Linked DNA regions of Homo sapiens: region 1 is linked to region 2. A link is an interaction called in ENCODE POLR2A ChIA-PET data of the cell type or tissue named here. Cell type or tissue: GM12878. All regions are shown on one strand. Region 1 overlaps RRP1 (ribosomal RNA processing 1). Region 2 overlaps PDXK (pyridoxal kinase).

The links. ChIA-PET counts read pairs that join two places held together with the same protein. Peaks named below come from ENCODE experiments on the same cell type or tissue, not always from the same donor. Only the 100,000 strongest peaks of a DNase experiment are listed, where the experiment ranks them.
Region 1: POLR2A ChIA-PET joins it to region 2 with 6 read pairs; 3 of 35 experiments call an interaction of 5 or more read pairs at or near these places.

What each region holds. Positions count from the first base shown.
Region 1 is chr21:43,804,244-43,806,743 of GRCh38, forward strand. RRP1 (ribosomal RNA processing 1) reads left to right here. Exons shown (of 13, transcript NM_003683.6): 13 at 1-1,050. It overlaps AATBC (apoptosis associated transcript in bladder cancer), which reads right to left. Exons shown (of 2, transcript NR_026961.1): 2 at 1,515-2,345. Among named protein-coding and RNA genes, the nearest start is that of AATBC, 7.1 kb to the right of the region's middle. RefSeq lists enhancers at 942-1,171, 1,222-1,361, 1,722-2,021. In GM12878, no CTCF peak of the experiment used is centred here; a DNase peak (open chromatin) is centred at 1,418; H3K4me3 peaks cover 476 bases; H3K27ac peaks cover 2,500 bases.
Region 2 is chr21:43,721,855-43,724,354 of GRCh38, forward strand. The region is part of intron 1 of PDXK (pyridoxal kinase); the gene reads left to right. Among named protein-coding and RNA genes, the nearest start is that of PDXK, 4.0 kb to the left of the region's middle. In GM12878, no CTCF peak of the experiment used is centred here; no DNase peak of the experiment used is centred here; H3K4me3 peaks cover 802 bases; H3K27ac peaks cover 185 bases.

The sequences.
Region 1 (2,500 bases), 82 kb after region 2:
AGGGCTGTCTGGACGGGGCTCTTTTGCTTCCCCCTCAATCTGGGGTCTAGAGTTGTGCAAGGAATTCAGCTCCAGTAAGGCCTGGATTGCCCGGGGTGAGCGTGTGTGTGGTGGGAAGACCTGGCTTCCGCGAGAGCCTTGTTCCTGGAGGCAGGAGCGCCCCGCCATCCTGGGTACCCGCGGGTCCGCAGGCTGCGCACCTCTTTCCCTCAGCCAGGTCACCCTCAGCGTCCTCCCTGCCCCTCTCCCCTTCACACCTGCTGGAGCCTGTGAGGGAGGTGGCGGGTCCCCACTGTGGCGACGGAGAGCTGACAGTAGCCCAGGGCTTTCCACCTGCATGGAACAAGGGCCTGTCTGCCGCCAGCGCTGTGGCCACAGCCTGCATAGGTGACAAGGGGCCGCTGCGTTGGGTTTTGCCCGCATCTTCTGTTCCATGGGTGCCCAGCCAGCCAGGCCGTGTGGGATCCAGCGAGAGGCCAGGGCTTGGAGTGGGCCTGGGACCAGGAAGGACCTCTAGGCTGTGGCTGGCCTTGTGCAGACCCTGGACTGCATCCGGTTCCCCAAAGCCCTGCTGCATTCGAGTGTCCCCCAACCCCGGGCAGGTGGCACCTGGTGACACCTCCTTCAGTCCCACTCAGCTGGGCGGCCGGGGCAGGCTTAGGGCACAGTTAGGGGCCAAGGAGAGGGAAGGCCAGGGCCCCTGTTCTAGGGGTTAGGGTTCTTTCCCCAAAGGAACTTAAAAAGACAAGCGTGGCCAGGCACAGTGGCTCACACCTGTAATCCCAGCACTTTGGGAGGCCGAGGTGGCCAGATCACCTGAGGTCAGGAGTTTGAGACCAGACTGACCAACATGGAGAAACCCCATCTCTACTAAAATACAAAATTAGCCAGGCGTGGTGGCACATGCCTGTAATCCCAGCTACTCGGGAGGCTGAGGCAGGAGAATTGCTTGAACCTGGGAGGCAGAGGTTGTGGTGAGCTAAGATCACGCCATTGCACTCCAGCCTGGGCAACGAGAGGGAAACTCTGTTTCAAAAAAAAAAAAAAAAAGACAAGCGTGTCTAACGTAAACTGCCGGTGGCGAGCGTCAGGTCTGGGCAGTGTCCCCTGGGCCTGGTCAGTGTTCCCCTGGGCCTGGCCTCTTTACCCCCAGCAGGGCCTGTTGGGACGAGCCCCTGCAGTTGGAGGCCTTTGGAAGGGAACGGGGTGCATTATAACGCTTTCTTGTTTTTGAAGTTTCTTTGGTCAAAAGCTAAGGAAACAACCATGCTAACAGAAGTTTCTGGAAAAAAGCAAATTAGAGATGCCGAATTGCAGTTGTGAAACTGGAAGCCACAGTGACTTTGCATCTTCTTTCACATGTGTGTTCACAGGGAGGGGTTTTTCATGGCTGCGCCGGCACTGTCACGCTCTGGCTGTTTCCAGGCCCTGCTGGGTGCACGTTTCCCCATATTCAGAATTGTTTTAAATAACCGCATTGTGCTTATGACATGAATGACTGAATTCCTCTCCTATTGGTAGCCTCTTTTACTTTTTTATTTTTTTATTTTTGAGACTGAGTTTTGAGTTGAGTTTTTTTTGAGACCGAGTTGTTTTATTTCCGCACATGAATGGTAGTTCCAGCTACTCAGGAGGCCAAGGTGGGAGAAGCGCCTGAGCCCAGGAGAGAACCATCGAGAGGTAATTCACATGGAGTACAGTTCGCCCAACTGAAGTGTGTAATTCGAGTTTTCAGCATATTCAAAGTTGTACAGCCATCACCACAGTCAACTTTAGACCATTTTCAGCCCAAAAGAAACTGGGCCATCGCCCCTCTGTCTCCCCGCCACCTGCACGCATCCTCCCGGCCTCAGGTTCCGGGCCGTGTCTGTTCTGGCCATGTGTTACGGGATCACGCAGCACCGTGGTTCCAGGGCTCATCCACACTGGAGTCTTTCCTTCATATGGCTGAGTGACATCCCACGGTACAGACAGTGCATTGCATCTGCCCGTTTGTCCACTGATGGACGTTTGGGGTGTTTCCGCCTTTGGCCGTCTTGAGTCACGCTGCTGTGTAAGGATGAGTTTGCAGGGGATGGATGCTTTCATTCCTCTGGGGCAGATGCCTAGGAGTGTCATGGCTGGGTTTTGGGCTCACCATGTCTAGTCGGTTGAAGAACTACTTTCCAGACTTTTCTACAGTGGCTGCATGCGTTGAGTTGAGCCTCGGGGATGGGCCCCTGTCTGGGTGTTCTGCTATGGCCAGGCTGATGGGATCCCAGGAGGTGACTCTTCTCAGGACACTTGGCCCAGCCACTCTGACTTTGTGACCAGGACGGGAAGCACCTGTGGTTCCACTCGCCTGCCTGTGGAGTGGGAGTAACAGCACAGGGCTGGGATGAGGATGATGTTGCTTTTTCCTGGAAAAACAATCTCTCAACCTTACAGAAACATTGCAGACACACAGCATTTCTCCCCCGAGCCTTTTGAGAGCATTTCCTGACTTGGTGCCCCAGCACCC
Region 2 (2,500 bases):
GAGCAAAACCTTGAGCCTGTGTTTGGATTTTGTTTCTGGGCCTAAGCCTAAGGTACATATTAGTGGTGGGGAACTAAAGGAGGGAACATGTTGGCATGACCAGTACTGGCAGGAGGTGCAGTGTGTCAGGCAGCATGATTGGGGTTTGCAGATAGAACGCAGAGGGCAAGGGCAGGCTTGAGGTTTGGGGGTGCATGGAGGAGAGGAGCTGGGGGGGCTGCCCAAGTCAAGCACAGACCTGCCCAAGACAGGCCATGGGATGCACCCTGGGGTGGGGCACTTCCCCGCTGCTCTGGCTTGGATTCTAGACAGGAAGGAGTGGAGGGAACTAGTGGCTGCGGCCATCTGCCCTTCCACATTGCTAGGACTGTTTCCTCTTGGGTGTAGGAAACCTCAGGTTCTTCCAGGGCTGGGAGGTTTGGCTCTTTGGAGCCCCAGGTGTGTATGTGTGGAAAGCCTTCCTGGCTATCAGTTCAGCAGCTCACATGTTTCTGTAGGCCTCACTGCATGGGGGAGATCCTGGGGCCCTCAGGGCAGCCTCCCAACCCCTTTTGCTCTATTGCTTCCGTAACCCTAAGGTACACAGCTGTAGGGTTATGTATGAGTTTGCTGGATTGAAAATACCATATGCAGCCTTAGGGTCATGTAGGAGTTTGCCCGGACTGCCAAAACAAAGTACCACAAACCAGGTTGCTCATTGTAGCAGAAATTCACCTCTCATAGTCTGGGGGCCAGAAGTCTGAGACCAGGGTGTGGGCAGGGCCATGCTCCCTCCATACAAGGGTCCTTCCCGGCCTCTTCCAGCTCTCGGTGGCCCCAGGCTTCTGGGGCTCACGGCCGAATCACTCCAGTCTCTGTCTCTGTCCTCACGTGGCCTCCGCCCAGTGTGCTCTCTTAAAAGTCCACTTAACATGGGATTCAGGCCCACCTGGATAATCTGGCATGATCTCATCTTGGAATCTTACATCTGCAAAGATACTTTTTCTTTCTTTCTTTTTTTTGAGACGGAGTCTTGCTGTGTTGCCCAGGCAGAAGTGCAGTGGCGCGATCTCGGCTCACTGCAAGCTCTGCCTCCCGGGTTCATGCCATTCTCCTGCCTTAGCCTCCTGAGTAGCTGGGACCACAGGCGCCCGCCACCACGCCTGGCTAATTTTTTTGTATTTTTAGTAGAGACGGGGTTTCACCGTGTTAGCCAGGATGGTCTCAATCTCCTGACCTCGTGATCCGCCCACCTCGGCCTCCCAAAGTACTGGGATTACAGGCATGGGGCCACCACGCCTGGCCTTCTTTTTCTTTTTCTTTCTTTTTTTTTTTTTTGAGACGAGGGTCTCACTCTGTCGCTCAGGCTGAAGTACAATGGAGCGATCTAGGCTCACTGCAACCTCCCCCTTCCAGGTACAAGCAATTCTCCTGCCTCAGCCTCCTGAGTAGCTGGGATTACAAGTATGCACCACCACACCTGACTAATTTTTCTGTATTTCTGTTTAGTAGAGATGGGGTTTCACTATGTTGGCCAGGCTGGTCTTGAGCTCCTGACCTCAGGTGATCTGCCTGCCTCGGCCTCCCAAAGTGCTGGGATTACAGGCGTGAGCCACCGTGCCCGGCCCAAAGATCCTTTTTCCAAATAGAGTCCCCTTCACAGGTTTCAGTTAAACATATCCTTCGAGGGTCCAGCATTCAATCTGGAAGGAGCCTTCAGAGAAATTTGAAAGTGGCATAAACCAAGGGGTGAATTAAAGGCCCAGAAGTTGATGACGTCAAGACGTCCTTTTTGGAAGTGAGGGGAGCAGCACAGCTGTGAGTCTCCAAACTGGGCTGTGCAGAGATTGTCCCAAGCACGTCTGAGGCCAGTAGCTGCCCTGTGGGGAGAGGCAAGCCTGTCCTGTCACTGTGCATCCCGTCCAGATGGACAGGTAGTAGATTCCCGCTGGCTGGGTGATATCCGTGTCCTTCATCTGTCAGCCTCTGGAGCCGCCGAGGCTGGGTGCCAGGCACTGCCGCCTGGGACACATGTGACCTCCGTGCTGCAGGACCACAGTGCAGGTGCGCTTTCACAGGGCCGCTCCTAGGGAGGAGGTTGTGGACATCAGACATTCCATGATTGGATTCCATGGCTTTGAGAATCTCACTTGGGGCCTTAGCTCGAGACCCATTTAAATACCACATCGCAGAGACCAGAAGGCAAGACCATGGGACTCCCTGCAGCCCCCACCAGAAGACCCTGTGAGGTGGCTGGCTCCATCTGGGGCCTGCAGGCAGCCGCATTCTTTCATTCTCGTGGTCCGTCGGTGCGGAGCAGACCTGAGACACCTGAGGGGGCTTGGCGGAGGTTGTATTTCTCTGTCTAGGGGCCTCAATGCCATGCCCGTTAGGCAGGTGGACTGTGGCTCAAGCGCCCCACAGGAAGAGGCAGGGGGCTCCCTGCCCTGGAACCCTGGATGTCAGCACCTGACTCCTACCTGCTGTGACATTGGCAAAAGTAGCTGTGGCAGAGGCCGAG